Regions from separate parts of the Mus musculus genome. Here region 2 is linked to region 1. The links are chromatin loops, found by intact Hi-C in ENCODE. Cell type or tissue: left cerebral cortex. All regions are shown on one strand. Links, peaks and the distances in the headings refer to the core of each region. The heading gives the core; the rest is flanking DNA.

Region 1 (15,605 bases), core at 2,700-10,699:
ACAGCAGCCTGTTAACTTTGAGCCCTCCTAAGAGCTGCTTTTTCAATTGTCCCCACTGGGATCAGCTGCACCCTGGCTCATACAGCTTCTCTGCCAATTATGCCTTGTACCGTAAGGGATCTAATCTCCCACAGTGGATTTCCTTCCTTCTATCCACCAGCACTAAGGGATAATTTAGCACTTTCTTTCAGCTCATTATTACTCAGGATCATAGCTTAATTTTATGAGTGAAAGGCATACTGATGAATCTGCTATGTATGCCTGACTAGACCCACCCCTATTTTTGATACTTTGGTGAGAATACATTATTCATTTTTCATTACTTTTAAAAACTATAAATAGGTTTGCAAGTTACATATGTATGTAAATATATATATATGTATTCATATATACTCAGTTATATAAATGTGTGTATTTGTATGTATACACACATTCATTCATATATATTATCCAGTTGCCATGTTTTGTTTTTATTCCCAGTGCTAGGATTTGAACCCAGGACCTTGTACATAGTAAGCAACGCTACCACTAAGCTACATCCCCAACTGAGAAAACATACTTTAAGAACTTAAATGTAGAATTTTTGTTATAGCAAAGTCATTAACAACAGTATGAGTAATAACAAATTTGTTTCTCTTCTGCAACCTTATACTTCCATTAATCTTCTCATCCACTGAATTAAGATGTACAAAAGAATTGTTAAAGGGAATTCCTCAGTTTCAAAAGGAAAGCTTTTACTAGTTTACTATTTTGTATGGTATTGTGGATTTCTGTTTGCTGGTTTGCTGGTGATGTTGAAATTAGATCCCAGTGCTTAGAGCATGCAGGCAAAGCTCTGCCACCAAACTGCATCTTAGCCTTCTTATGGTTTTTTAGCAATTTGTGGAGAATATAGAGTTCCTTTCACTTCTTAGGGATATGAAAAGCTTAAGATTTAAAGGTAGCTTGAGATTTGTCACTTTTTATTATTTATTATTGCTTGAGATGATCTCCATGTTATATTTGGCTAACATAGTCGGTTTTGATATGATTTTATTAATGATCAGCCTTTGGCCATGACATATCCCTTTATCTGCATGATAATGAGTTTTTGAGCTAATAATTCTCCCCAGAGCTGTGTCTCTAGTTGCATATGTAGCAGAGGATGGCCTAGTCGGCCATCAATGGGAGGAGAGGCCCTTGCTCTTGCGAGGATCATATGCCCCAGTACAGGGGAATACCAGGGCCAGGAAGCAGGAGTGGGTGGGTTGGGGAGCAGGGCGGGGGGAGGGCATAGGGGGCTTTGGGAATAGCATTTGAAATGTAAGTGAAGAAAATATCTAATAAAAATATTAATTAAAAAAATAAAAATAATAATTCTCATCATTATTTTTCATTTATTTCCCTGAGTTTGGCTAACCTGGTCTCCTGTCTTCATTTGTCTGGAATATGCATGTTGTCATTTCTGTCTATATGCTACAAATGTAAATCGAGTCTTCTTTCCTGTATCACTTGGTTTTCTTTAAGATTTGATGAGCTCATTGAGATTTGGTGGTCATTTTACTTTTGGACTCCTTGGGGGAAATAATTTTTATTGTTCATTTATTCTGATTGCTATTAGTCAGTTCATAGTTCTATATTTTCTTGAGTCACCTAAGCTGTATTTCTAAAATCTCTGCCATTCCACTGAAATTTTGAAATAATTGGATAAATGTTGTACATGGTCTTTTTATTACAGTGAAAGACTGCACTTATAAAATCTAAATGAAATATGAACACGCATATGAACATGAACATGCATAGTCTTCAGTCATCTTTCAAAAGATTTAGCTGTCTTTTAAAATCCAGGCTCAATCAGGCTGGTGATACAAAGGAGAAGCCCTATGTTTTGGAACTAACTGTAAAAGGCAGTTTCCCCTGGCCTGCAGGGGCACAGACACCACAAATTGGGTCTTTGACATGTTGTGCGCCTGATCTTGCTCTTTGTCAAGTGTATATTCCTTTGCTTTGACAGTTAATTTTTATAAAAATATAGACCAGGCATTGTCACAAAATAGTTCTTGTATATAGTGTTGAATATAGGGACCAACTCAGGAGGAATAAATGGAATTTAAATCTGCAGACTTCCAATCAAGTGACATGGAATATTACTTATTCACCCCATTCTTTTGCTCTTATTTAATTGAATTACTTTCTACTCAAAGACAACTTATATATCTTATTGATTTTGCCAATAAATATGTATTTTGAGATGGTGCTGACTTTATTTTCACTGAAGTATAATTTCAAATCCATACATTTTTCTCTTCTGTAAACAATGTGTGTAAATAGCACTGTTGTGCCCAGATTTCAAAAACCCCAAAGAGACCAACCACCAGGAACCATAACTTGGATGCAAGCACATAAGATTCTTTATTTAAGCTCAAGCTTGGGTCACAAACCTTCCCTGCACAACAGGTTAGGAGAGTGACACTTGGCTCTAGGGGTTTAGGGTTTATATTAGGAAAAGTTTGCAAGCTGGGGCTCTCAAGGCTTGGCATTACATGATTGGGTAATGGGTAAAGGAATGTTAACCTTCAAACTGCTAGCATTTGTTCAGATCACAAGGGAAGAACTCACATCTAAAAAGAGGGATCTTGACCTGGGAAAGACTTATGCTTTCTTAGCCCACTCTGCTGTTACCAGTTAGCTACAGCTACTGTGTCTATTTTGCTACTGTCAGGGACATTTCGTGATTTTTCTCAGACCTTAAGGGTAGAAGTCATATCACTCCAGTGACAGCAGCTTAAAATAGAGTTTAGAAGACAAGATGGAATCCGTCCTGCTGCTTTCTGCCTCTTCAGTACTACCCCACAATCAAGAAAGAACAGGTTTTCCAACCCCCAAACCCCTTTATAAGAAAAACATCCCTGTAGAGACAGATACCTATCGCCAGCTGCGTGGCAAGTATCCCTGCCCTTCTCTTGCTCTCCACATCCTGCTCCAAATTTCCCTTTCCCCTCTTTTGCCTTAGCTCTAAAACACTTCAGAAGACAACCATCTAGCCAATCTCCCACGTCACTACCTACTTGTCCTTCTAGCTTCTGTGTGGTCTGTATCTTTGGTTCATGCCTCAATCCAAACATGTCTCGGATCTTTTTGTATAGCAGTTTCCTCAAATATTGGAACATTCCATCCTGCAGTGGAGTTAAAACCAGAAGATAAATAACCCCAAATAATAAGAGGAAGTTCCTGAAACTGGCCAGATTCACTAGGCCTCTCCCTCCCTCCCTCCCTCCCTCCCAAAAGTATAACAAAAAGACTGATGTGAGTGGCTTTCAGACAACCTACCAGCAAAGAAGACTCTGAAACCAGACCAACTGCCCAGAAGAAGCTAGATCAGCCAAGCTGTCAGGAAGATGTTTAGACCAACCGAGTCACTTGGAAAGGACAGTCTCCAAGTCTTTGAGCTGCCTGTAGGCTGGAAGTGTTCTCGGGTATCCACCCCCCACTTTTGTGAGAAGTCTGGTGGACTGTGATTTGTGAAAGCAGCTGTATGTTTTAGACATTTTTGCTCCTGTAAGGAACCCCTCACCCATATTCATGTAAGTAACCCCAATAAATTCATAGCTAAGCCAGGTTGGACTTTGGTACTATTCCTACTTTGGTCTGATACAGGATTCCTATCTGGAGTATAAAGACACATGTGGTGTCTCCCAGGAAAAGTCTTGCCACATAACAGCTATTTCCCCCTTCACATCTTCATTCACTGATACTACCACAGTTTAACCCCATTGCTTTAGCTATTGGTATTATGTTTTCCATTGTGTATTCTCTGCATTTTCCAATGGCCTTAGCCTGTGTGCTCATTTCCATAAACCTCCATTTCATCCTGCAATATCACTGGAAACCCTTATCCAAAATGTAGGACATATTTTTGCTCTACTGCAGTATCATCACTGACTACTCAACTACTGTCCAAAGGATGAAAGCAAGTGTTTCACTACAGTCTGTTAGGAGAATCTGTGATCCAGTCCTAGCACTGGATTCCTAATTTACCAAGACAGCATTAATGCCCCAGAACTTGAGATCTTCCTGGGGTCCTTCACTCATGTGAACAACACTGTTCACAGTTCACTATATATTTGTCTATTCTGTGTACACCAGCCTATGACAGCTTGTTAGCTAGACAGCAATATCCGGATCCCAGAGGCAAATCTTGACTGCCAGCGTTCCCATATGAAACATGATGTCCCCACTGACAGCTACAGTATTCACTACTCACGCATGAGTCACTGTTCTCCTAATAGAAAATAATCTCCTGGTAGCCATAGTGACAGCTCTGCAGTTGCCAACAATCAGGCTACTACAGTGAACAATAGGATGTATGATTTCCTGAACACCCTCTACTGTGTCAGAGATCAGCAGGAACCCTACCCCGATAAGGACAGGGGAGTAACTGAAGCCAGGATGGATGAACTGGGATGCCAGTGATCTGCACCACTGTATCTGAAGAGACATCCTCCTCCCAGCCCTTGCTTTTCAGTTACAACTCACTCACACAACTGCACTCTTTCCAGTACTCCTTCATATTCTGTTGTTCTCAGGTGTCTGTCTCTGATATGTCACCATCTCACCCACCAGTATTCCCCTGTCCCAGAGGAGAAGAATTGAGGGTGGACAAAGAATCCATACCTGGCTCCTGAGAACAGCAAGCACCTTCAGACACTGGAATGCTATGGGGTACAAAGGCAATACTTACCCAGAACCCAGAATGCTGGTACATGAGACAGTCTTGGTGCATGCAATGGAGTATTATAGACAGAGTATTCATGATCTTTCACAGTCCACAGTTGATGTTCAACTCACTGATGAGATGGCATTAAAAGGTAGAGTCTATGGTTGTGATGTCACTCGCCCCTAATATCAACACACTTGAGTCACAGACAAGTGGATCTTTGTGAATTTAAGGCAATCAGCCTGGTCTACATAGTGAGTTCCAGACCAGCATGATTCTATAGTGAGATCCTGTCTAAATGCTAATAAATAAATAAATAAGATTTGTCAGAGGTAACTTAGGATTCTCTGGGATCTGACACCCTGACCACCCAGTTATCACCCAGACCCAAACTGAGGGCTCTGAGTTGGCCCACCCCCAAATCTATATAATCTAAGAACTGCTGGGACATATGAAGGGCCAGTCCTGTTCATCCAAAGCTGCAGGATCTCCATGACACAGGGCAACAACAAGATAACCAGGGGGAGTCCTGATGAGGATGTCACAGAAGACTCATTGCAATGAACATTTGCAAGTGAAGATGTGTGGACAGAGGGATATACTCTGGGACACACTTTGACATACTACAGCTTCCATAATGAGATGTTTTCTATGCTTTGTTTTTTGATTGTGTGTGTATGGGGACATGGGGCTGAATGTAGAGCACCATCTGCAGCAGTAACACGCAAACTCTGCCCATTGACTATGAATGTGAATTCAGGAGGCGGGTTTATCTTACGCCATTGAAAAGGGAGGTGCCTTTAGCCAATCTCCATAGGAGATCTCTGTTAGGACCTCAGGCTGCAGTCATCCTAGAGGAGGAAACTGAGATGAAAGTCTCTGCTAACATGGTCAATATTCGCAGATCCACCTTTTAGAAAGGTTTTGCCATCAAAACAACCCTGAGATTCCACCTCACACCAGTCAGAATGGCTAAGATCAAAAATTCAGGTGACAGCAGATACTGGCGAGGATGTGGACAAAGAGGAACACTCCTCCATTGTTGGTGGGATTGCAAGCTTGTACAACCACTCTGGAAATCAGTCTGGAGGTTCCTCAGAAAATTGGACATAGTACTACCGGAAGATCCAGCAATACCTCTCCTGGGCATATATCCAGAAGATGTCCCAACCGGTAAGAAGGACACATGCTCCACTATGTTCATAGCAGCCTTATTTATAATAGCCATACGCTGGAAAGAACCCAGATGCCCCTCAACAGAGGAATGGATACAGAAAATGTGGTACATTTACACAATGGAGTACTACTCAGCTATTAAAAAGAATGAATTTATGAAATTCCTAGGCAAATGGATGGACCTGGAGGGCATCATCCTGAGTGAGGTAACACATTCACAAAAGAATTCACTTGAAATGCACTCACTGATAAGTGGATATTAGCCCAGAAACTTAGAATACTCAAGATACAATTTGCAAAACACAAGAAAATCAAGAAGAAGGAAGACCAATGCACGGATACTTCATTCCTCCTTAGAACAGGGAACAAAATACCCATGGAAGGAGTTACAGAGACAAAGTTTGGAGCTGAGGCGAAAGGATGGACCATCCCTAGACTTTTCCACCGGGGGATCCATCCCATAAACTGCCACAAAGCCCAGACACTATTGCATATTCCAGCAAGATTTTGCTGAAAGGACCCTGATATAGCTGTCTCTTGTGAGGCTATGCCAGGGCCTAGCAAACACAGAAGTGGATGCTCACAGTCAGCTATTGGATGGAACACAGGGCCCCCAATGGAGGAGCTAGAGAAAGTACCCAAGGAGCTAAAGGGGTCTGCAACCCTATAGGTGGAACAACATTATGAACTAACCAGTACCCCAGAACTCATGTGTCTAGCTGCATATGTAGCAGAAGATGGCCTAGTCGGCCATCACTGGGAAGAGAGGCCCCTTGGTCTCGCAAACTTTATATGCCCCAGTACAGGGGAACACCAGGGCCAAGAAGTGGGAGTGGGTGGGTAGGGAAGCAGGGTGTGGAGAGGGTATAGGGGACTTTCGGGATAACATTTGAAATGTAAATGAAGAAAAAATATCTAATAAAAAATGTAAAAAAAAAAAAAAAAGACAGGTTTTTCCATGCCCCTGAGCCTGACACAAGGAAGGTTTTGCCAATTTTCTTGGGCTTATGGCATTGGGGTACTTGATGTGACTGTACTCATGTCAACAACACACATTCACTCAGGGCCTCCTCCACTCTCTACACATGTTAATGGCATACACACTATATCAAGGCCACTCAGGTTAAGAAAGTGCTGACTGCTCTTAGAAAGACTTCTTCAAGAGACTACATCTGACTTGTGGTCCAAAAACTAATCTATAGGAAAGGACACATTTTGAATATATCCTGAACTAAAACTTTAAAATGTTTTCCTTATTTCTATGGGTAAAAGGGAATCCCACATTAAAGATGACTTCCTGTACTGGGGATGTACTTTGTCAACCCAAACATAAGGCTGTGGCTTCTATCTGGCATTTCAGCAGTGTGGCCACCAGGTGGCAGCATAATCCCATGCACTGTGTGTCCTAGAGGAAGCAGCTCTTTGCCTGCATCCTTCATAAATCTCTGATCAACTCCCAGGTTTGGCTCTGCAGACTATTCACACAGGATGCAGGAGCAGCTATTTAATATCTTTGGAAGAGTGTGGTGGAGATAAAATATTTGACATCTACTTTAGGTCCCTACGCTTGGAGTCTCCACAGAAGCTACAAGGTTCCAGTAGAAGCCTAAAATGAAATAGATCAATTAGGCCTGTCAGTCAAAGTCCTCTGGGTATTTGAGGCACCGAGTGGCCACGGTGGAGGTAGCACCCCACGACTGTTCTGCATCAGGGACATTCTCTACACTTAGGATATGTGGTTGGCAGAAGAGGCTGGATTCTAAAGTACCCTCTAATCTTAGAGTACGAGATGTGTGAGTTGGACATGGTCTCAAAGACCCAAGTCCAGTCTTTCTGCACTGCATAGTCCATCCCCTCAGGAACAGAAGGACTGGGTCCCTTGGCTGCTAGAAGTGCTGTGAAGAGACTGCCTTTTGGAAATTTCCATTCACTGAAAAAGAGCAGTCATGTACAAGTGTGAAGTCGCACAGCTTCATGTATGCAATGACTGTCACATTAGGAAGCATACAAACCTTATCCCTAGCTGGATTTCAAGAAGGCCATCTCAGTCGTAGAGTTCTCAGTGAGGTCACCTGGCCCTTGTGCTGGTGTTCGTGCTGACTAGTTTTATGTACCTTGACACAAGGTAGTATCATTTTAGAAGAAGGTCCATCAGTTGAGGAAATTCCCTCATAATATTGCCCTCTGGAGAAGCCTCTAGGGCACTTTCTTGGTTAACAATTGATATAGGAGGGCCCTGGCAAGGGAGATGCCACCCTGGACTGGTGGTTCCAGGGTCTATAAGAAAGCAGGATGGGGAAGCTATGAGAAGCAAGCCATTAGAAGCACCCCTCTGTGACCTCACATCAGCTCCTGCCTCCAGGTCCTTGCCCTGTTTGAGTTCCTGTCCTGACTTCCTTGTGATGTGAAAGTATAACCCAATAAACCCTTTCCCATCCAACTTGTTTTTTCATCATGGTGTTTTGTCACAGCAATAGAAACCCTGAGACAAATTGTTTGGCATCTCCTATCTACTCCTGCATCTTCTCTCACAAGTATTAAGAGAGGGGCCATCCCCAATAGCCCTTTGCAATAGATAAGTTGTAGTTCAGAGTCACCTTCCATGGGGAAGTTAATGTTACCTTTGTTTTGCTTGGGGGTAAATTTGGGAAGTGGAGAAAGCCATGGGTCAATGAAGTCCAGAGTGGGTCTGTGCTGTCAACATGGATATGTCTCAGGCTCAGAGGGATGCCATAACCTTCCTAGAGGACCGAATGCAAGTATTGACAGTGTGTGCAGAAAATGTCCACAAGAGCTTCCTCCCACGGGATCTTTACAGCCTGAATATTGCTTCTAACCGCACCACTGGATATTTACAGTGTAACATCTGTTCCCTACAGAGACTGCTCCTGCAAAGATTAAATAGACATGTCCCCATTGATACAGCTGTATAATATAAGCCCTGCTTCCTCTTTTATCTCTATGCAATAACCCTGATTTCTTATCCAGATGCATACAATAATCCTGTCTCCCTGCTCAACTATATATAATAAACACAATGAGCTTCAAGTGTGCCTCAATCTCTCCAGCTGAGAGCCCAGACCACTCAATCCCAGATTCCTGTCCTGGTATCTATCTGATTTTTCTTCATCCCCTGGATGCCACAGTCAAGTCTGTCCCTAGAGCCATGCTGGATGCTGCAGATAAACCAAGGCTATTTTGAGTCTCAAATTTTAAGTAAAACTATATAATTCTAAAGGCAATCGTACCCAAAGGCATGCTGTGCAGTAAATGAACAAGCCCCTCACGAGCAGACATGTTTGCCTTTTTCCTTCCTATATCACTAGGGCCTCTATGGTAGGCCCTATAGACAGATTCGTATTCAACGATCAAATAAATGCTCACCTGTAGGTGACAGATGAAAGCAGAAATTCCCTCAGATGTCTCACAAGAGGCTACTGAGGTTAGGTCATGGTCCTTTGCAGTGGACCATGAAGTTGGTTTGGCCTAGCTGCCTTGAAAGGCATGCTTCATAAGTTTTTCAGTTCCATCTGTGATTTTTTTCCCAGTTAGTTCCTAGACTGTATTATTGGTTAAAGCACACTGAAACCTATGAGTTATTTAGAAAAGGTATAAATTTCGCAGGTCTGCTGGAGAGCTATCTGAACCTCAGGGTATATTAGAAATAAGCAAGTACCCTAATACTAATACTCTCCCAAGGCTTCCACAATTCCAATGGCTATTACATACCTATATTCTTTAAGACTTAGAGGATTTTGTTTCTGTATGGTTTTGATTTTAGAAAACTAAGATAGCTTTTGCTTAATATTAAAAGCCATAGATTAAAATGTGTTTTCATCTCCTTTGAGTGTATAAAATTCATTTTATCTAATTAACACATTTATTATTAATGTTTTTACTTATTCACTTTACATCCTTCTCACTGTCCCAATCTCAGTCACCCCCTCCTCTTAGCAGGTGGGGGCCTCCTGGGTATCCCCCCCCCAACCCTGGCACATCAAGTCTCTGTGAGACTAGGCACATCTTCTCCCACTAAAGTCAGGCAAGGCAGCCCAGCTAGAAGAACATATCTCATGTACTCAAGTGATCGCTCATGCTGGAGAGGATGTGGGGCAAAGGGAACATTCCTCCATTGCTGAGGGGAGTGCAAACTTGTACAACCACTTTGGAATTCAATTTGGCAACTTCTGTATGTTTTTATTCACCCACTTTTTGCTGTAAAGGTAACATTACACTTTTTCATTGTTTCTTTATGAGAAGTATATTGGTGTGTAGTTGCAAACTGTCATAGCCCATCTAATTTTATACAAGAAAAATGTCTGAAGTTGGGGGTAAAACTTGGTAGTAAATAGCTTGTCTAGTATGTCCAAGGATCCCTGTAATGAGAAGCAACTACCACCACTGCCACCTGAATCACCCTCCTCCCTTGGGAATAATGACTAGGAATGGAAAGGGAAATAGAAATCAATAGTTTTGTTGCTTAATATGCCTCAGCAGCTCCACAGTCATTTATTTCTTCATCTAAAAATTCCTCAACAACTCTATGAGGCAGTATGATATTCATTTTTAAAAAGAGAAGAATGTGGCAATGAGTAATCATCCTGATGTCATAGAGCCAGGATGAAACAAAAAATTCATACTGTGTCCAAGACACCAGTTGTGTCCACAGAACAATCAACTCAACATATTATACTAGATCATATGGGCCTGATAATATTGTGTTTTCTACAATTCTGTCTTCTGAAAGTCCAGTACTTCAACTAAAATTTCAGGATTTATGTACCCCAAACTATAAAAACTGTTGAGAGAAAATTTTTGAAAATACATGAATTAATAAAAAGTCCTAAAATATATACATATACAAAATGATCTTAAATCGAGGTATCATATAAGAGGATGACAATACCCCAACTAGACATTATATGCTATCAAATAAACTGCCCATTCTAGGAATGGGTTACATATTTTTTAAATCAAATTGACCAAATGGGTCCAAAGATCCTTTACCACAAACATTACAGACTATTTTTTTTTACAGACTATTGCCAGTGATATGAATTATCCTTCACAATCTGACAGTAAGATCCTACCTATTGCAGAAGACATCTTGTACTTATGCCATCAAGCATGGAGAAACCTAACTGATACTCAACTGGAAGCTTTGGCTCTACTGGCTAAGGTTCATAGTGGTACAAAGCATTATGCATATTACTGGAGGGAAAAATATTCATTAGTCAACCTCACCTAACTACAAACTGTATGACCTACTTACAACAGGGACTTGCCTACAAGGTATGGCTACTGGTACAATAGAGGTATGAAAGTTACAGGAGTAACAAGACGTTTTTGATGGATTTTGAGGCTTGGATCATGAACCCATAAATATCTGGGGCTGTTAATGAAGCCAAGAACCTCAACCTAATATGTCATGAGCCATAGGGAAAACTTATTACTATTATTCTGCTAAATTGACATATCAATAAAATGGCCCCTACTAACATACTACTACAGATTGGCACTTCACTCAGTCCTCACACAGAGAAGCATCTTTTTGTAGTAGATGATAATAACCCAAAAATCCACAAATAGATAACATGAAGAGAGTGAGATATTTTGGTGTGCTTGGCCCTAGATGATATGTTTATATCACATTCCTTTTCTCAAGGATCAGGAATTTATATGGCAGAGGGGGTGGAAAGATTGTAAGAGCCACAAGTGATAGATGACTTCAAAGAAACTGTCTTTCAGACACAAAACCAATTCACATATGAGCTCATAAAGACTGTGTCAGCATATACAAGATTGGCATAAGCTCAAGTTTCAACAAAATCCTATGGATGGGGGAATAGAAGTAGGTACAAAGTTCTATCACTAGCCAAGAAGCTAGTTGTAATTAATACCATCTGAAAGATGGAAAAATAGTTTTTTTTCCCCCCAGTGAAGTGACACTAGGTGTATCACACTCCAGGGTATGTCTCATACTCATGAATAGCTGGTGAACATAAATAGGACTCCATGTTTGTTTGGTTTTTTTAAAGAGAAAGAATATAATTTTGGGTTGGCAGGAAGATGGAGAGTGATGTGGGAGGAACTGGGAAAGGAAAAAGAATATGACCAAAATTTGCTGTATGAATTTTTTTAAAATGAGAATTCAACTTGGTGGGAAATGTAATACTGTTAGTATGCTAATATTCTCCAAAGTGATTTAAGGGTTAAATGGAAATCCTATAACAGTGTTAGCTTGTTTCTTTGAAGAAATTAACAAAGGAATCCTTAAAGTATAAGAAAATTCAAGGGACCAAGATTATATAGAATAAAGTTGATAAAGAGAATAGTTGAGAAGGTTCTTACTCTGTGATGTCAAAGTTACAATAATGAGTATTCAGTGATACCAGTTTAATGATAAACATAAAACTCAATGAAATAAAAGTGATTTTTATAAAAATGAACTTTAGCAAAGAGCTTGCCTTAGTTCTATTCTATTGCTGTGATGGGATGACCAGGAAACTTATACAAGAAAAAGCTTATTTGATGCTTACAGCTCACAGAGTCTAGGACTATCATGGCAGGGAGCATGGCCACATAGCAGGCATGGCACTGGAGCAATAGTTGAAAATTTTAAATCCTTATCAGTCAGTAGGAGGCAGAGTAAGCTAATTGCAAATGGAATGGAATTTTGAAATCTCAAAACTTACTTCCAGTGACACAGCTCCTCCCATAAGACCACACCTCTTAATCCTTCCCAAACAGTTCTACCAACTGAGGACCAAATATTTAAACATGAACCTATAGGGCTCATTTTCATTCAAACTGCCACAGAGCTATTAGCAATTAATATATACCAGTAGAGGAAGAATTAGTTTTCTTTAAGATGTTGCCCATGGTAAGTACATCATGTTCTCATGCAGTGGCTCTCAATCTATGAGTCACCACTATTATGGAAGTTTTGGGGGTTGCATATCAGATATTAACATTATAATTCATAACAGTAGCAACATTACAGTTGTAAAGTAGCAATAAAAATAAATTTATGGTTTGGTATTACCACATGCAGAACTGTATTAAAGGGTTAAAGTTTTAGGAAGGCTGAGAACTACTACTCTACCAGAAGGCCACACTTCCTAAAAGCAATATGAACTTCACCTTGTCCTCCCTTCTGTTCCATCCCTTTTGTAATAAGGCCACTAATTCCATCATGAGTTCGCTACCATCATGATCTAACCTGTTTCTAATCACTGCTCAAAGTCTCTATCTGCCAATACTGTCACAATGTGGGAAGCAAGGAGCTTGGACATATAAATTTAAATAAAATATTGAGTCCATAACAGTATCCTTTCTACTTCTTTGACTGAATTCCCCACCAAAATTGGTGGCCTTTTATGGGAATAACAAACTACTCGCTTTTTAAATTGGAATTTAGTCCCATTCCATGACATAAAGCCTATTTGACATGAGATTAGATGGGTCATAGGCCTAGGAAAAAGACAAATACTATTATTCCACTAAAGAAACATAGCAATGAAATGATTCCTAATGACATCCTGCTATACCCATAGATCAGTGCATAGCTCAACCCACCTCAGAAAAGCTTCTTCTTGTAGTAGATAGAGATTAAGTCAGAGACCCACAAGTGAAGAGAATGAGGGACTTTGGAGTACTGAGCCCTAAATGGGATGTCTTCATCAAATCCATCCCCTCAGGTGTCAGGGCTCTCTGCAAAGAGGAGGACAGATTTAATAGCCAGAGGTGACAGAGGACTCAAAGGAAACTGTATCTTCCTGTCACAACAGGACAGATACACATATGAACTCACAGAGACTGACAGCATGTACTAAATCTGCACAGGCTCAAGACATAAAATCTCACAACTGAGAAGGGATTGTGGACACTGGGTCCCACCCCTAACCATGAAGCTTTTTGTAGTTGATATCTGCTGGGAAAGGGAGAATCAGTTTTCTCCAATGGAGTGTCATTGGCTATAGAAACCACACTTCAGGATAGTCCCTATACCCAGGAGTAGTTGGACAACACAAAATGAATTCCACATATCTTTGTGGACATTTTTGTTTGATTTTGTTTTATTTGCGCATATATATATATATATATATGTGTGTGTGTGTGTGTGTGTGTGTGTGTGTGTGTATACATGCATATACATATATGTGTATATGTATGTATATATCTATATGTACATATATATGTATATATATCCTATTGGTCTTTGCTAGTTTGTCTAGAGTTTTATTTTGCAGGGTTTTTTTTCAAGAGTGAGTGAGTAAATTTGATGAGGAGGGGGGTGGGAAAGACCTGGGAGGTGTTGGAGGGAAGAGAAGAACATGTTCAAAATATAGTGCATGAAAAATGTTAAATTTAAAAAGAATTGCAGAGCTGTAATTAGCATATTCCGGGAGTCAGCAACAAATCAAACGATAACAATGGCTACGAACAGGGGTATGCTCCCTTTTAGTGACAAAAACACACCCACATGCGATTCTCCCTATTCATTTAAAAACTGTTCTCTTTGTCTACAAAGTGACACCTAAGTCCTCTAACTCCTAAACTTCAGTCATGACATTTTTATGATTGATGTTTCTCTTCTATATCCTACTTAAAACCATCCTTGAGGAGATTCATTATCTTGCAGTGGCGCTGGCACTTGTCAATCTCAGATATACCGTTCGTAGTTTTAACTATGGGAAGTTAAAGGCATCTTTAACTTTATGATAAATTTGAAGTTTTGCTGGAAGACAGACTTGAGTTAACACCAAAGTAATGCTGCACCTACACCCTGCTGCTAAGGGTCTCTAGTTTGCCCTCTAGTGCTCACACTATAACGTAGTTCCACTGCTCTTGCCCCAAAATGACCTAACTATTACCATCTCCACTTTACATATGAGGCAATTGAAGAAATTAAATATCATGCATTTGCTTAGCAAACACTCTTCAGGTGCTCATTCTAGAAAATAGAAATATAACAATAAACAAAATAGCTATTCTGGTGCTCGTATTCTTGAGGGAAAAGCGTGAAATAATCAAGTAATCTAATAAATATTATGACTTCAGTGAAGAAGTGATTCTTGAAAATAATAGATAAAAACCCCAAAGAAATAAAAAGATGAAGCAAAGACAAAATATGTACAAAACTATAGCTTCGGCAGAAAGCAAATTGGATGCTACAGGAGTGAAAGCAAACTGTTCTGCCTTACACAAAATCATTCAGTGAAATCAAGTGTCTCCTGAGGTGATGTTGTTGAAACACTTTTAATAAAAAATATGCATCCCTCTTAAAATAGATTTTTATAAAACTTATTTGTAGTTTTAATATATCCACATAGACATAAGATGGAAAATATTCATTCACTGGATATTTTTGTTTTAGAATGTACTGTGTATAAAAAGATATTATATTGTTATTTAGACTAGATATTGCTATATTGCTTAGGCTAGCCACAGCCCTTTGCGTTCAAGTCATTCTCCTACTTCAGCAGCTTAAATAGCTAAAATCTAAAATCCAAAAGCTCTGCTAATCAGCACTAGAATGAGTAAGTGAACAAGGAAGACAAGGTCCTTGCTTTCAGGCTTAGTGATAAAGGGCAAATACACAAGGAAGCAATTTTGTGGACTAGATACCATTAGAAAGTAGTCAGTGCTCTGATGGTAGCAGAACAATGGTGATAGAAAGGGTGTCAGTATTTTAATGGTTCAGAAAGCACTGAGCCAGACCTAAGGAATA
Region 2 (15,605 bases), core at 2,469-10,468, 1.1 Mb after region 1:
TCATATGGAGACCAGCATTACTTCAAATGCCCAGAAACAATTCCCATCATCACTGACATCGCAAAAGAAATAGGGGAAATACTGAGAGAGTGTCACCTCTAAAACAGAGCTAGTACCAGGGCTCATGCACAAGCTTTCCTGTATGATTATTCAGAAATCAAGTTGTTCTGTTGTTTCTGGTTCAATTTGATCATTCGAATGCTCTGTAAAGCCCTCTGCATGGGCACTAACCTATGACCATTTATTGAGTGGGAAAATAGTTGGGAAAGCCTCCATTGTCTCCACAGAAATCGCTACATAGATATTGATTGATCTGTCTTATTTATTTATCATCATTACTATGACTAATCTTAGGAGCTAACTACCTACTGACCACAGGAGAAATCAAGTTATACTTTTATGATGACCTTTTTCTATAAGTAACATGAACTTCTGTCCTCCACACACATGTGCACAAACATGCATCTACACCTGCACATGCATGCACGTATATACACTGCAGAGAGAGAATCTCTTAGTTTCTTAGGTCTTCTGTGGGAGGAAATGTCACAAACATGACGGCTTTAAACAATGGAAAGTTATTCTTCATTCTGGAGACCGGAAACGGAAGCTGGTCATAGACTATGAGCTCTCTGGAAGCTGCAGCAATTTGTTCTGTGCATTTCTCTTAGATTCTGGTGTCTGGGGAAGTCCCAGGCATTCTGGGTTTGTGGACACATCAAGTTCAGCTCTGCTTCTGTTGTCATATGGCATTCTCCCTATATGTATGTCTATGTATCTCTTCTTTTGAAAGCAGTCATATTTGATAAAGGCCCGTTCATAACCTCACCTTCAGCACAAAGACAAAGTAAGGCCATCTTCGCAGGTACTGCAGAGTCCAATAAAACCAGATCAGAGGCCACACATGTTTTAGTACAATAAACATTTTAGAACAACCATGATGCTGTCATAAACTGGATAATGGAGAGAGAGAAATGACTATGGAGACGAAATCCTGCTTCAATTTGTCCAGCATGCTTTCTATAATCGTCCCAAACCAACAACTTTAGGAACAGCTTTCAGTTCACTTAAAAGAAATTCCCAAACACACCTCAAAATTGGCCTTTCGTGGTGGTAGTTCAATAGTTAAATTGAGGTTATTCTAACAATGAGAGGAGATGCCCTTGACCCTGGAAACACTCAGGATATTTGAGCTCTGAAGCAAGAGGGTTCTTGAAACTCATAAATGGCCTAATAAATAGCAAACGCCACAGATCACATACCTCACATCTCCACTCCTGTAGACACTGTCAAGTAGTGGATCTGACCTAAAGGCTGAACTGTCTAAGGCTTAATGCTAAACCTGGGCTCAAAGCTTTTCCTTTTGCGTTTTTTTTTTTTAAGATTTATTTATTTTGTATATATGAGTAACATTGTCTCTTTAGAGACACCAGAAGAGGGCACCAGATCCCATTACAGATGGTTGTGAGCCACCATGTAGTTGCCTGGAATTGAACTCAGGACCTCTGGAAGAGCAGCAGGCAGTGCTCTTAACCACTGAACCATCTCTTCAGCCCTTCCTTTTGGGTTTACGAGACTGAAAAAGTAAGAAACATACATATTGAGACCTGACTGACATTTTAAGGAGGCTCTAATATACTTGTGGAGCCAAGAATGGAAGTCAAAAGTAAGGCATAGTTTCACAGTTACAACTGATTTTAAACCATTTTAGCAGCATAAATTAATTAAATGTGCTCATGAGTTTCATTAAACATTTGTATGCCTGTATATGATGTATTTTATCGTATTCCATGCATACATGCATTGCTCTCTCTTGTCCCCATCCCACTCTTTGCTAATCCTCTTCCTCTTCCCAACTACACCTTCTCATATTTTCCTTTCTATTATATATGTGTGACCCCGTGGGTTTCATTAAAGCTGTTTAAAGGAGCATGGAGGAGAGATTGTTTACAGGAGTACAGGCACCACTGAAGGAGACGTCTTTCCTCCCCAGCATCAACTATGGAGTTTATGGCCCAGCCTTCTGTAGCTCTCACACAGCTAATAACAGCTGCTGTGAGCTCAAGAGCAACATGCAAAGCTGTGGCATGCCCAGAAATCATTATTTCATACCTGGGTCCCACCTTTCCTCTGGCTTTCTAGCTGCTATGTTTCCTGAGCCTTAAAAGGGTTGATATAAATGTTCTATTTATGGTTGAGAATTCAGCTGTCCCTTATTCTCAACATTTTGGCCAGCTTTAAGTCTCTGTGTTAGTCACCGAGAAGTGCAAAAAGAAACTTCTCTGAACAAAGATAATTGCAGTACTATTTAGAAGGCAATTTGACAGGCACATCATTGTTCATTTAGCAAAGCAACAACCGTAGCTTCCCAACTAGAGCTCAGGACTTCCCCAGGCATGGGCCTCAAATCCAATTAGAAAGTGTTTGGTTACCCCCATAACAGAATTCCCACTGTTAGACCACTGTATAATCCCATGGTGCTCATCTTGCCTGTATCGTAGACTATTGCTGGACACCGGGCCCACAGCTGAGTAAAATTATTGATGGTAGTTCTCTTCCAGAAGCCCATAGAGCATCTCCTAGAATGATAAGAGCTGGCCAGAAGAAAGGACTACTAGCTTGGTTCTAGCTTGAATTCTCTATGCTCTGTGACCAACACATGTAGTGTCTTCAGCAATAGGATCTTACCATGTAGCTCTAAGTGGGTGAGCTACAGTAGTAACAATTGTCTATATTCCTTTTGGTTGAAGTTTCTCTACCCTCTTCTCTTCCTTATCTCACTTGAACCGTCTCACTCCCAATTATCTCCCTTCCACTTTGTATCATGTATATGTTTTTGCCTCACCTTGTGGGCCTCTACTTTCCTAGATCTATACACACTCACTTCTCCATAAATGCACATGTTCAAAAGTTAGAAGCTAGGCTCCTAGTATGGAAAAAAAAAGCATGCAGTGTTTGTCTTCCTGGCCTGAGCTATCTTACTTAATACGATATATTCCATTTCCATCCATTTTCATGCAAATTTCATGATTTCACTTTTCTTTATGTAGGAATAAAATTCCACTGCATATATTGCCACATTTTCATTATCCATTCATTAATTGATGGACATCCAGACTGATTCCATTTCTTTTTTTTTTAAGATTTGTTTATTTATTTATTTTTTATTTATTTATTTAATTTATTTAATGTATGAGTACACTGTTGCTATCCTCAGACACACCAGAAGAGGGCATCAGATCCTACTACAGATGGTTGTGAGCCACCATGTGGTTGCTGGGTATTGAACTCAGGACCACTGAGCCATCTCTCCAGCCTTGATTCCATTTCTTTGCAGTTGTGGGAACACCGATTTTCTGGCTCAATATTCCTTTTAACTTTGTTACAGACTGAGACTACTTCCTTTTCCCCTGTCCCTCATAGGTATGAGAATTGGATTGTAATGTATGTACTTCATTCTCTGTCACCTATACACCTGTGCCCCAAACAATTCATATGCATCTGCTGCCATCTTGTTAGCTACTTCTTGGAAGGTCTAAGCTCACATCAATTGTACTACTGTTAAAAAAAACACAGGTGATCTCGTGGCATGTGAGGACTATGTCACTCAACAGCTGCCGGTCAGAAGAGATCCTCACAGGGGATAACCCAGGTACTGAGTAATTCATCAGTAGTCCATGACCGGGGAGAAGGTTTGCTGGAAGAAGAAACCTTATAAACACAATGATTCTGGCTTTCAAAAGGCAGGGCAACATATGCAAAGGTTCTGTTCTCTGGTAGGCAACAATCCAAATAACCAGAAAAAGAAAAACAAGGTGGTATAAAAAACCTATGCCCCTCTTCACTCCCTGTTACAAGTGAGTAGGATGGGAAACAAGACTTTGCCTTCTTATTTTTAATTAAAAGTTTGGGTTTGGGTTCTGTTGTTGTTGTTGCTGCTGCTGCTGCTGTTGTTGTTTGGGGTTTTTTTGGTTTGGTTTGGTTTGGTTTGGTTTGGTTTGGTTTGGTTTTGGTTTGGGGGATGGTTTTCAGGGTTGTTTGTTTGTTTGTTTGTTGTTTTGAGACAAGGTCTTCATATATAGCCCTGGCTACCCTAGAGCTAACTATGTAAACTAGGCTGGTCTTGAACTCATGGCGATCCACCTGACTACATCTCTGAAGTACTAGAATTACAGACATGCCTCAACACATCCAGCTATTTTTCATTAAAAGTTCTTTATTTGTACTCTCATTTCATTTTTCTTCTTTGTTTGATTTTCTTTCTTTGACTATGGGCCTTTGATAGAGACTTAGTTCTAACTGATTAAACCAGACAACACAGTTGAAATATACACATATTTTTTATTCATTTTGTATGGCCATTTTTTTTTAGACAAGGCCACGAGGACTTCAGATTTCATGTGTATCCAAAGATGGCCATGACCTTCTGATCCTCTCCCTCCACATCCCCGAATGCTAGAATTACAGGCTTGTTGGGGATGGGAAAGGTGCACCCAGGGCAAATTCATCTCACAAAATCAGATATTAAATAAGGAGAAACAGCGATACAGGCTGGCATGCTTCATTTTTCCTCCTGTTCATTTTCTCCACTTTTCCCTGTATTTAATATCTGATTTTGTAAATCAAATTTGTCCTGTGTGCACCTTTCCCACCCCAAACAGGCTCTCAATATGGGGCAGAGGTTAGCCTGGGGCCCTAATCTCCCCAGCGTCAGCCTCCCAAGTGCTGGAATTGTTTCGGGTTATCTGTTTGTATTCATTCTCCTCCCTCCTCCCTCACTTCTCCTTCGCTTGAGCTGCCTTATCTCCTTCATTCTTTGTTTGGTTTCTTTTCATTTCTGTCTGCTATATTGTTCTAAAGCTGATAACTGCTCTTGCTCAGCTTGCTTTCTTTCCATTGCTGCGTTTAGGAGTTAATATTCTAGTATACACTATACTACCCTCATTCCTTTATCTCTCAAGGTATTGGAGTTGGGAGGTCATTGTTTTTTAATAGGTTTTACTGCATTCTCAATAGCTTAGTGGTCATCCATTCCTTTGGTTTGTGTTTATCATCACGTGGTTTTCTTCCTTCACTTATTAAGTAGAGATTTGATAGGCTTAGTAATTTGTGTTAGAAGTTATCTTTCAGGACTTTGAGATATATTGTTCCATACCCTCTTAGATTTTAGAGTGTGTGCTGAGAAATATGCTTCTATTCTGACAGATTTATATGTGACTTAATATTTCTTTCTTGCAGTTTTCAGTATTCAGCTTGCACTACTCTTTATTTGTTCTGCATACTTAGTGTTTTATCTATAGTATGATGTGGGGAAGTTACTAGAAATAAAGATTGGCTTTCATACAATAATGGTGGGTAATTCCAATCTGTCTTAGTCAGGGTTTCTATTCCTGCACAAAACATCATGACCAAGAAGCAAGCTGGGGAGGAAAGGGTTTATTCAGCTTACACCTCCAAACCGCTCTTCATCACTGATGGAAGTCAGTACTGGAACTCAAGCAAATCAGAAAGCAGGAGATGATGCAGAAGCCATGGAGTGATGTTACTTACTGGATTGCTTCCTCTGCCTTGCTCAGTTTGCTTTCTTATAGAACCCAAGACTACCAGCCCAGTGATGGCACCACCCACAAGGGGCCTCCCCACTTGATCACTAATTGAGAAAATGCCCCACAGCTGGCTCTCATGGAGGCACTTCCCCAACTGAAGCTCCTTTCTCTGTGATAACTCCAGCCTGTGTCAAATTGACACACAAAACCAGCCAGTACACTATCTCTCACCAAGAGGTGAGTCATCCACGCAAAAATATAAATAAACAACAATGCCTTCTTTTGCTGTGATAAGACACCATGACCAAAAGCAACATGGGGAAGAACGAGTTTGTTTCGTCTTATAACTCTCTGGTCACACTGAGTGAAATCAAGGCAGGGACCTGGAGGCAGGGAGAGCAGTAGAGGTCAGGAAGAGATGTAGCTTACTGCTTTGCTTGGTTAACTTTCCTGTATACCCTGATCATCGGCTGAGTGGTGATCTTGCAGGACCCTCCCACATCAATCATTAATGATAAAAACATCTTGCCTACAGACAATCTGGTGACATTTGCTCAATTGTGGTTCCTCTTCCGAAATAACTCTAGCTGTGTCAAGTTTTAAAAGAAAAAGAAAACAACCAGAACAGGAAAGCTGCTACTTTGTTAGCCAATTAAGAAATATAACTTTAAAAAAAGAATTATAAGGGAAATGTCATACATGGATGAATAATGATGCTCCTAGAAGCCATTTTTAAAGAAAATGGCTTTACCACTCTGGGATGCCTCCTTATGAGTTCTTGGTCAGGAAGGCCCCAGAAGTCCCCGCTCAAAAATATAAAGGCTCTCGCCATTACTTTTGGTTGCCCACAAAACTGGATGCTAAGGCCATGTTGCTGAAGATACCATACATGTTAGTTGCAAGCTATAGAGAAATCAAGCTGAAAATGTTCTAGAATCTTCTCCCCTCCTGACTAGTTTTCATACTGCTTGAAGGTACTATTCAGCCTTCTGAGAGAGACAGTCCATCAACAGTCTTAATCACCTGTCAACCCTATAAACTACAATGCTATATTAGTTATTTTTTGTTGCTCTGATAAAATACCATGACTAGGGCAACTTATATGTAGAAAGAATTGATTGGAACCTGCAGTTCCAGACAGAGTGTTCATGTGCTGAGGGAGGTAGGGCAGTAAGGTAGGTGGTGTAGAAAGATGAGAGAGTACAGACATATTCAACCTCAAACACATAGCAGAGACAGCAAACAGGAAGTACAGTAAGACTGTGAAGCCGTAAAGCCTTCTTCCATTGTTGTACCTTCTCCAACAAGACTCTACCTCCTAATGGTTCCATAACCATCCCAGCCGGCATCACCAGGTAGGTGTTCAGATACCTGAGCCTTTGGGAGACACTTTTCTTTCAAACCACCACAAACGCCAACCTGCTTCTATACAAGATGTGCCAGTAGCACAACAGTGGCCAGACTGTTATGAAGGTAACTAAAGGCCCTTGGATTGGATTTGCACTTGACAGGAGGATATACAGGCCTGTTACTGAACTGGATCACAAACATATGGATGGTCAGGGTTGGGGGAGCACTTACTACTGTTGTTTTGCTGAATTGACATGGCACCAAACTGCCTTCTCCATATTTGTGTTTTCACCCATAGGCAAATGCTACTCTCAGCCCTCCTAGAAGCAGCTTCTCTTTGCAGTGACTGTCAGTGAACATAGACTTATAGCCTCTTACAATGCTGAGAATAAGACACAGTTGAGTGTTCATCCTTAAATAGGGTATACCACTCCCTCTAAGGCAAGGTTCAGGGAACATTGCAGAAAAGGGAGCGGAAAGAATGCACAAGCCAGAAAACAAGGAAAGGAACTGTAAAATGCCATCTCCTGGCTGTGACACAGCCATTGCAGTCACTAATTCACAGCAACTGGAGTTCATGCACGGAGCATGTTCAGAGGACTGAGCCTGTCACCTGAGGATCAGGAAGGGGCTCATGGGATCCCATGGGAAGCAGTGGAAGCCCTGAGTGTGTGCAGTCCTGGGTAAATTGCGAGTTGTTGATATGAACCAGCCATGTCAAGGATCAGAGCCTCAGACCCATGGGAAAATGGCATTGCCTCCCCCCCCCTGGGGTGAAGTTCAGAGGGATGGCAAAGCCTCTGGTCCATATAAGGCTACTGATAGTCCGTGAGAAAATGTCCATCACAGCTCTCTCCCCAGATAGTTATAGCCGGAAGACTGCGTCCCTTCAGAGACAGCTCCTACTGAGATTAGTTAAATCTGTAAACAAAACAAAGCAAATTCAATGTGAGAGGGGGCCTTATTGGGAGCAGAAGGGGAGAGGGGATCACAGGAACAGAGATAAGAAAGGATGGCTGGAGATGGCTCAGCTGCGAAGAGTACTTTCTGCTCTTCCAGAGGAACCAAGTCTATTTACCAGAATCCATAAGGGGCAGCTCCTAACTGCTTATGACTCTAGCTGCAGATGACCCAGTGTCCTGTTCTGTCCTCCATGGACCTATACATATGTAACACACACTTACACTCACACAGACATACACACACACACCCACAGACACAGAGAGACACAGACTCATACACAGACACTCATACACACACACACACACACACACACACACATATAAAACATTTTAAATTGTCAAAAAAAAAAGATGAATAGGAAACCTGATAGATTTGGAACGTGGCTGTGCCACATTTGAGCTTTGTACAGATCATAATTTCAAAAACAAAAAAACTCCCTACAAAACCATTTTATACAATAGGAAACTTTGAACATTATGGGATGCATGTTGATACCTTAGGCTTATAATAAAGTGATGAGTTCATTTTAAAAGAATATGTCAGTTTTCAAGACAGCTGTTGAATAGAATGTAGGTCTATGAATTGACTAAGAGCAATTGCACAGTGAGGGTGTGGTATAGTATAGATAGGTGGATAAATTACTCAAAGAAAGTAGATCATGCCTTCCTAACATTGAAGCTGAGTTATTTGTACACAATAGCTTGTTATGCTGCTCTCTACAATCATTTTTTTTTCCATAACGAAGTATGAAGACAAAGTTGCAAAACAAAAAAAGGCTCAAAGGTATATTAGCACAACGAATGACAGCCCCCAGGCTAGAAACAGCCATCTGCGTAAAAGTCCTTTGCTGTGAAGCAATAGGTGACCTCCCACAGAGGAGTGACTGAAATCCCACATTTCATGCAGAGCAGCAGGCATGTGCATTTTGAGCTCAAAACAAGGAAAATATAGTTTTGTTTTGTTTTTTCTGTTGCCATATCTTCAACAAGATTGCTTTCCACAGGCCAAGCAAGAAAATTTCTGGTCAAAACTTACAACTTAGAGCTTAGAGGAAAATTCCATTTAAAACAGTAGGTCATGATTTCTGTCCATTCTCATTTCGTGTTATTTTTTCCTATATGTCCAACTTCTTTTTTAGTAGACGTTTATTATTTTTAATTTTTTTCAATACATTTTGGTAATATTCTTTCTGTTCCCCCAAGTCCTCCCACATCCTCCCTACCTCCCTACACACACACCTCCGTGTTTTTTCCCTCTTGCTCAAAAAGAAAAAGAAAGAAAGAAAACTACACAAAACCCAACAAACCATAACAACAAAATGCACACAAAAATACGGAATCCATTTTGGGTTAGTCAGCTAGTACTGAGCACGAACGAGTCCTTCCCTGGAGTGTGGCTGATGTGCCCAGTGTCATTCCACTGGAGAAAACGGATTTTCTTTCTCCCAGCAAGCACTAATTGCAAATAGTTTCTTTGTTATGGGTTGGACTTTGTGCCCACCTTCCCTCTCCGTGCTGGTTTTGTTTTTGGGGTTTTTTGTTTGTTTGTTTGCTTTTTGGGTTTTTTTTGGTTTTTTTGGGTTTTTTTTTTTTTTTTTTTGGTTTTTTTTTTTCCTGGCTTGAATCTATGCAGGTCTTTTGCATCCTATCACAGTCGTGGTGCATTCATGGCACCATTCCTCTGTTATGGAAGACATTGCTGGAAACTCTACTGAGCCTTGCTGGGAGCAGGGGCAGTTATTTAATGGTAGGAAGGTCAATATGAGAACCTCAGTTTGAAGAAGCTACAGGGGGATTATTAAAAATATATTTTTTTCAGTGTAGCCATTAGGAAACATATGTAAATGTATGGAAAATTTAAATTATATTAAACAAAATATTTCTGATCAATAAACTCCTTCAGTAAATTTGAACACCTTTGAAGCCAGTTTGAGAGAGTTCTTTTCTTGTAATGCTTCAAAACCTGTAAACAAATATTCTTCTTGTAGGTTTTTTCTCCTATTTATTTTATTTATTTATTTATTTATTTACTCACTTTACATCCTGATTGAAGTCACCCCTCTCCTCCCAGGGCCTTCCCCATGACCCCTTCCCCATCTCCCTCTCCTCTTCTTTGAGAAAGGGGAGCCCCCCACCCCCATATACCAACCCACCTTGGCACTGTAGGATCGGTCATATCCTCTTCCACTGAGGCCAAACAAGGCAGCCCAGTTTTTAAAAGTATTTTATTTCGATTTCATTTGAGGGTAAGTAGTATGATTTTTGTCTCTTTGATTTTTACATTTTTCACTAACCTTTTTGAATTTGTACATGGACTGAAAATAAATGCCCACAGCTACGGTTTCTGTCTCTGAGTAACAATTTTGCTACTATTCTTTTCCTGCTTGTGAGATTTTAAAAGCATTTCAATACTTTTGCATTGTACATTTTTCCCATTCGATAAGCTTTTCATTGGCACCGCTTTTTATTAGTCTATGGTATTACTTTGATGCCATATGATCTTGTGTCAAAACTGAGGGTATGGAATGTTACTAGAGTTCACTTGGAGATACTTGATTAGATTTTTAACCTTGTGTGGCATGTTTGAAGCTTTGAAAGCCATTTATGTTTAGATATGTTGATAATCGTGTGTATTTCAAAATTGGGGGTGATTTATCATTCTTTTTGATTGTAAATCTAATTTCCATAAAGTTAATTATCCCAACTCAGTTTAGAAGTTTCTTTTGTGGTAAGAACGGTTTTTAAATGTCCACTATAGGGCTGGTAATTAAAGGCACAATGCTACACAGTGGATCTCTAAAACTTATTCCTGTTGCCCTGTGAAATAATACCCACCCTGAATAGCAGCTTCACATTTCTGCCTCTGTCCCAGCCTCAGTCAACTACTATTTACTCTGCTCAATTCTGATTATTTTACACTCCACATATGAGGGGAATCATACTGTATCTGTCTTAGAATTAGCATAATGTCCTCAAGTTTCATCCTTGTTGTCACACTTTGTAGCACTTTTGCTATTTGAACCATGCAGCTGCCAATTCACGATCTTCCTGCCCAGCCACAGCTGTAGAGCTGTATGCCACTGTGGGGTGTGTGTGTGTGTGAGGGGATGGAGGAAGGCGATCTCACATAACTAAGGCTTGTCTCAGACCATGATTCTCCTGCCTCCATTTCTGAAATACTGGGCTTACAGATGTGTGCACCACCACCCTCAGCTATTCTGTGTTCTTTGTTATATCGCTCATCTGGAGTCTCGTTCCTCTGTCTCCACCACAGACAAACATGGTAAATGCAATACAGCCTGCAAATTATTTTTTATGCTTTAAAATGCACCTAATGGGTTTCTCAACTTGTTATTGCACTTTTTTTCTCAGAATTTATATTTTCAAATGTTACTTTCTTTCTCAGAAATGTTCCCTCGCTCTCTGTACCTAGGCTTGTTACATTTGTGATTGCCTCTATCACTTCCAGCAGGGCAGGGTTTATTAAGCACAGTGCTTCTCAGTCCAGGGATATTATGGTTTTGCTTTGCTTCAAAATTGAAGCTTTTATCTAATTTGGACCCGTTTTGCATCATGAAAGACTGGTCTCAGTGTGTCAGGGTCAGGGATGCAAGCCACTTTCTAGGCAGGCAATAATTGGTTGCAAACTCCATAATTGGCTTGATAAACATCTTTTCTGATCATTTATAATGTGCCTCCCATTATAATAGAGGCTAGAAAGCCAAAGGCTCTATTACTTCTCTGAAAGAAGAAAATGTATGTAATTTAGGTTCTGCTAATCAGATATACTCATGTGAAAATTACCTTTCAAAATGCAGTCAAGTAGGGAGAAACGTGGCGATAGGAGTGCCTTCCATCTTGCCACTGTGGTTCTGAGACAACAGATGCAACGGAGCCGGTTCCCACCACTCTGTAGCACAGCCGAGAGAGAACGCTTCTCAAACCAAAAGCTGCCGCAGAAGATCCCTAATCTCGGGTTTAGGTTTAGATTATTTGATCCTGCACACAGCTGTCAGGAGAGAAACGTCCTGCTTCCCAGTGGTGGCAGAAGTGTCCTCCTGCTGTGACCGTTTTTTTTTAACTGTCCCAAGCCTAATGCCTCCTCTTTTAAACCTCCCAATGACTTTGAAAACAACAAATTATTTGTGTTAAATGTATATGATGTTATAATAACTACAGTAATTTGCTATATGCAACTGAAATTTGATTTATGTGCTAATCAAAATCAAGTCCTTATAGACACCAATATAGTCTCCCTTCCAACAACTCGCTCTTACTTTGAAGAACACTCAATAATGAACACATATACTTTTGCATGACCCACAAACCATAGATGAAAGAAGTTTATTCTGTGCTAATGGAGAAACTCCTTTCTCTGGGTAATTTGAGTCCCTACTCTCAATAAAGTTTGCTTTTAATTATACATAGCATCTTTCATATCAGAATAAAAACAATCTAGAAAAAAAAACCCTCACTATTCTTTGCTTAACACCCAAGTATTAGGTCTAAAAGAAGGAAAGAGTGAAGGGAACAAATAAAATGTATAGATTATTTTTAGAAAGACACTGAAAGAACAAGAATAATAAGCCACAAAGTAACTTTACTTTTGGCTACTTTATTGGGTTCTTTTTTCTGCCACCCTTCCAATCCCCCAGCATAAGGTAAGAGAGAAAGGTCAGAGGGGGAAAGGGCGTATTGAAATCATTAGACTACTTCTTAGGGTCGTCTTGTTTCTTGGGGCAAGTTGGATCTTCATCGCCAGGATTTCGCCGACTGGCAATCAGCAATCCAGCAATCCAGCCGGCAGCAAACAGTAAACAGCAACCAGCAACCGCAACAATCAGCAACAAGCAGCAGCAGCAGCAGCAGGAGTAGCAGCTGCAGCACGGGCAGGGACGGCAGTAGCAGCAGCAGCAGCAAGGCAAGCAACAGCTCTTTGCAGGCTTTCGTGACTCCGGCATTTTTACAGCCTCTGAAGAGTCCGCGGAACTCCGAATGTAAACTGCCTTCAGCTGGCAAAATCACACCCCTGCCAGAACACCAGACAAATCAAAGTTAGCTGCTGTGAACAGTCTGAAGCAGTCCCTATCCTCCCACACCTGAGATCGAAACAAAAACATATTCACATAACATTTTTGTAGTTTTGAAGAAACCAAAAACTTCACCATACCACAAAAGTACCTGGCCTGAGAGTGTTAAAGAGATCCTTCAGCTCCTTGGGTCATCTGAAACTGCACCGCACTGGAGAAGAGTCAGACTGCGAGTCCTCTTCAGAGTGAGCAATTTCTAGCCCGTGCTTCTGACTTGCTTTACATTCTCACCCCACCCCTAGTCCATGGACTGTGACCCATCACTCAGAGAATGTGAAATGCACACTCCTGGGTAAAATGCCTTTGTTTGCAACACTTGTGGGTGTTAGCTAAAGAACTATCAGAGTGTGAGGATCTTGGGCAGCCCAAAGAGAAGTATGCAAAGAATGGTAGACCATACAGATGAGGCACAACTGCAGAGACAGCAGTTCCCTGAATGTGCGCCTATTCAGCCCTTCCTCGTCTCTACATCAACTCACCCCAGCTGCTTTGCTACCTTTGGGTTGTAGTTTCTAGCCTCTTATCAGCCATGTATTTGTACCAAATATTTTCGAACCCCCAAATTCCTAAACAACCCCCCCTTGGAGCCTAGTATAGGATTACACCTTAACCAAACTTGGTAAAGTAGTCCTCCGCCATCCACCCAGGAATTGTTTCTACAACCTTTTACTTTCTGTTACTGGGTTTTGAAAACCAGTGCACAAAGCAGTAGATCGTATTGTGTTTGTTTTCACATACACTTGATTTTATTGGTCCTCCTCTCCTGCTTGCCTGCCCCCTCCTTTTGGTCCCCTTCTTCCCCCCAGTAGACTCTCTGCATGCTTTCCTGAAATGGGTTTCAGAGTTGGAAAGTTTGGAGAAGCAAAATCCAAGGGCATGAATTAAGAAATTAATGATTGCTTAGGGATGTCTCTGATACTTCTCTATACTAGTTAAGGTAACAACAAATGCACTATCTCCCATAGCAGATAAATCATGACACAACTCAAAAACAAACAAATGAACAAATGAAAACTCCTGGCAGTGGTGACACATGCCTTTAATCCCAGCACTCAGGAAGCAGAGGCAGGCAGATTTCTGAGTTCGAGGCTAGCCTGGTTCACAGAGCAAGTTACAGGACTATACAGAGAAACCCTGTCTCAAAAAAACAAAAAAAAAGTCAGGAAAAAAATGATAGAACTTCATTGGGGTACAACAATAGATGTTTAATTCTTCCCCAGTAAAACCACATTTAATAGTCTTGCCTGCCAGTGGATGCCCCACTTTCTCTAGACCACCTCAGTATTTCCCCCATTTATAAAGCAGAAAGAAAAACAGACTATTAAAATGGCACAACCATTGTCTGGGGGTGGGGGAGTCATGTAGTAATTCTGGTGCTCCAGTAGTCACCTGCATGAAAGCAGTGTGGTAAGCATCGACAACCATAATCTGTTGCTAAGCACCTGCTCCTAGCAACCATCTCGCACCATACAATGGCAAGTGAATCTTAGAGACTGAGCCATCTCAGATACGCTACCCTTCTTTTTCAAATAAATGACTTCCAAATAAATCATAGCTAGAAATAAAATTTCAGATCTTATCATGAAGCAATATCTCTTCAAAATAAATTAGAAACGTATTCTTCTATTGTCTGGATATTGGCCCTAAATGTAAACCAGGGTGGCCTCAAACTCAAAGGACCTGCTGCCTCTGCTTCCTGAGTACTGGGATTAAAGGTGTGCACCACCATACTGGACTGAACACTAGATCTTTTCATACAAACAATGCTCTCTCATTTACACGAGAGTCTCTCTTTTGACCTGCAGCCTCTGATTTTCTCCAGATTTAAATCTTGATCTCATTGAAAGTCACTTATAGACAGACAATCCTTTCCCACCAGATATATGGACATTCTAGGGCAGCAAAAAGATTTCCTAGGGGAAAATGTCCTAGAGGAACTGCCCCAGCAGAATCTACCTAAAAATTCCTCAGACGTTATTTCTTCTCCCAAGGATTCCTTTCCCATCTCCCCTCTTCTTCACTGTCCACATCATTTCTCCAACAGCCTGGCTTCTGCTCCGCCAGTACGGAGTTGCCCAGTTCCCCCAAACCCCTCTACTTGCTCTTGCTGGGACATTCCAACTTCTTTTCCTCCTTCTTGTCTACATGTATGCTCGACCCACTACTGGATACCCTCTTCAGAACGGGATCATTAATTAATTTTATTGAAGTTGATAACTTTACAGTAATCCTCCCACCAACAAAACAAAGAAGAAACATTTCTTAAAAATGCTCTGTTAATGGGAGGCAGAGGCAGGCGGATTTCTGAGTTCGAGGCCAGCCTGGTCTACAAAGTGAGTTCCAGGACAGCCAGGGCTATACAGAGAAACCCTGTCTCAAAACAAAAACAAAAACAAAAACAAAATGCTCTGTTAAGTGGGCTTAGTCCTCTCACAAAGCTACATTGTGTTTGATCTGATTTCTCGACATAAACATCAGAATTCTATCAGATTGTTTGTAGGGGACCACTGCATTTGGGGAGTCTATCTGTAGAAGTCATTGTCAGGTAAAAACCCGGGAGGTGATACACACTACGGATCGAGTGAAATGTAAACTACATATGACATAGTTTTTTGCTGAGAGCCGGTCAGGCAAGATGCCTCTCTCCTTGCAAGTGA

The links. Hi-C counts contacts between places; a loop is a spot of excess contacts. Peaks named below come from ENCODE experiments on the same cell type or tissue, not always from the same donor. Only the 100,000 strongest peaks of a DNase experiment are listed, where the experiment ranks them.
Region 2: it touches region 1 in a loop (8-fold over the local background); 2 of 42 quality-filtered maps call a loop at or near these places.

The regions. Positions count from the first base shown.
Region 1 is chrX:6,254,403-6,270,007 of GRCm38, forward strand. No RefSeq gene overlaps it. Among named protein-coding and RNA genes, the nearest start is that of Gm46685, 27 kb to the left of the region's middle. In left cerebral cortex, for the core only: a CTCF peak has its summit at 7,242 (motif pointing right); DNase peaks (open chromatin) are centred at 4,260 and 7,253.
Region 2 is chrX:7,399,646-7,415,250 of GRCm38, forward strand. It overlaps 2010204K13Rik (RIKEN cDNA 2010204K13 gene), which reads right to left. Exons shown (of 2, transcript NR_027924.1): 2 at 12,172-12,887. Among named protein-coding and RNA genes, the nearest start is that of 2010204K13Rik, 16 kb to the right of the region's middle. In left cerebral cortex, for the core only: no CTCF peak of the experiment used is centred there; a DNase peak (open chromatin) is centred at 5,502.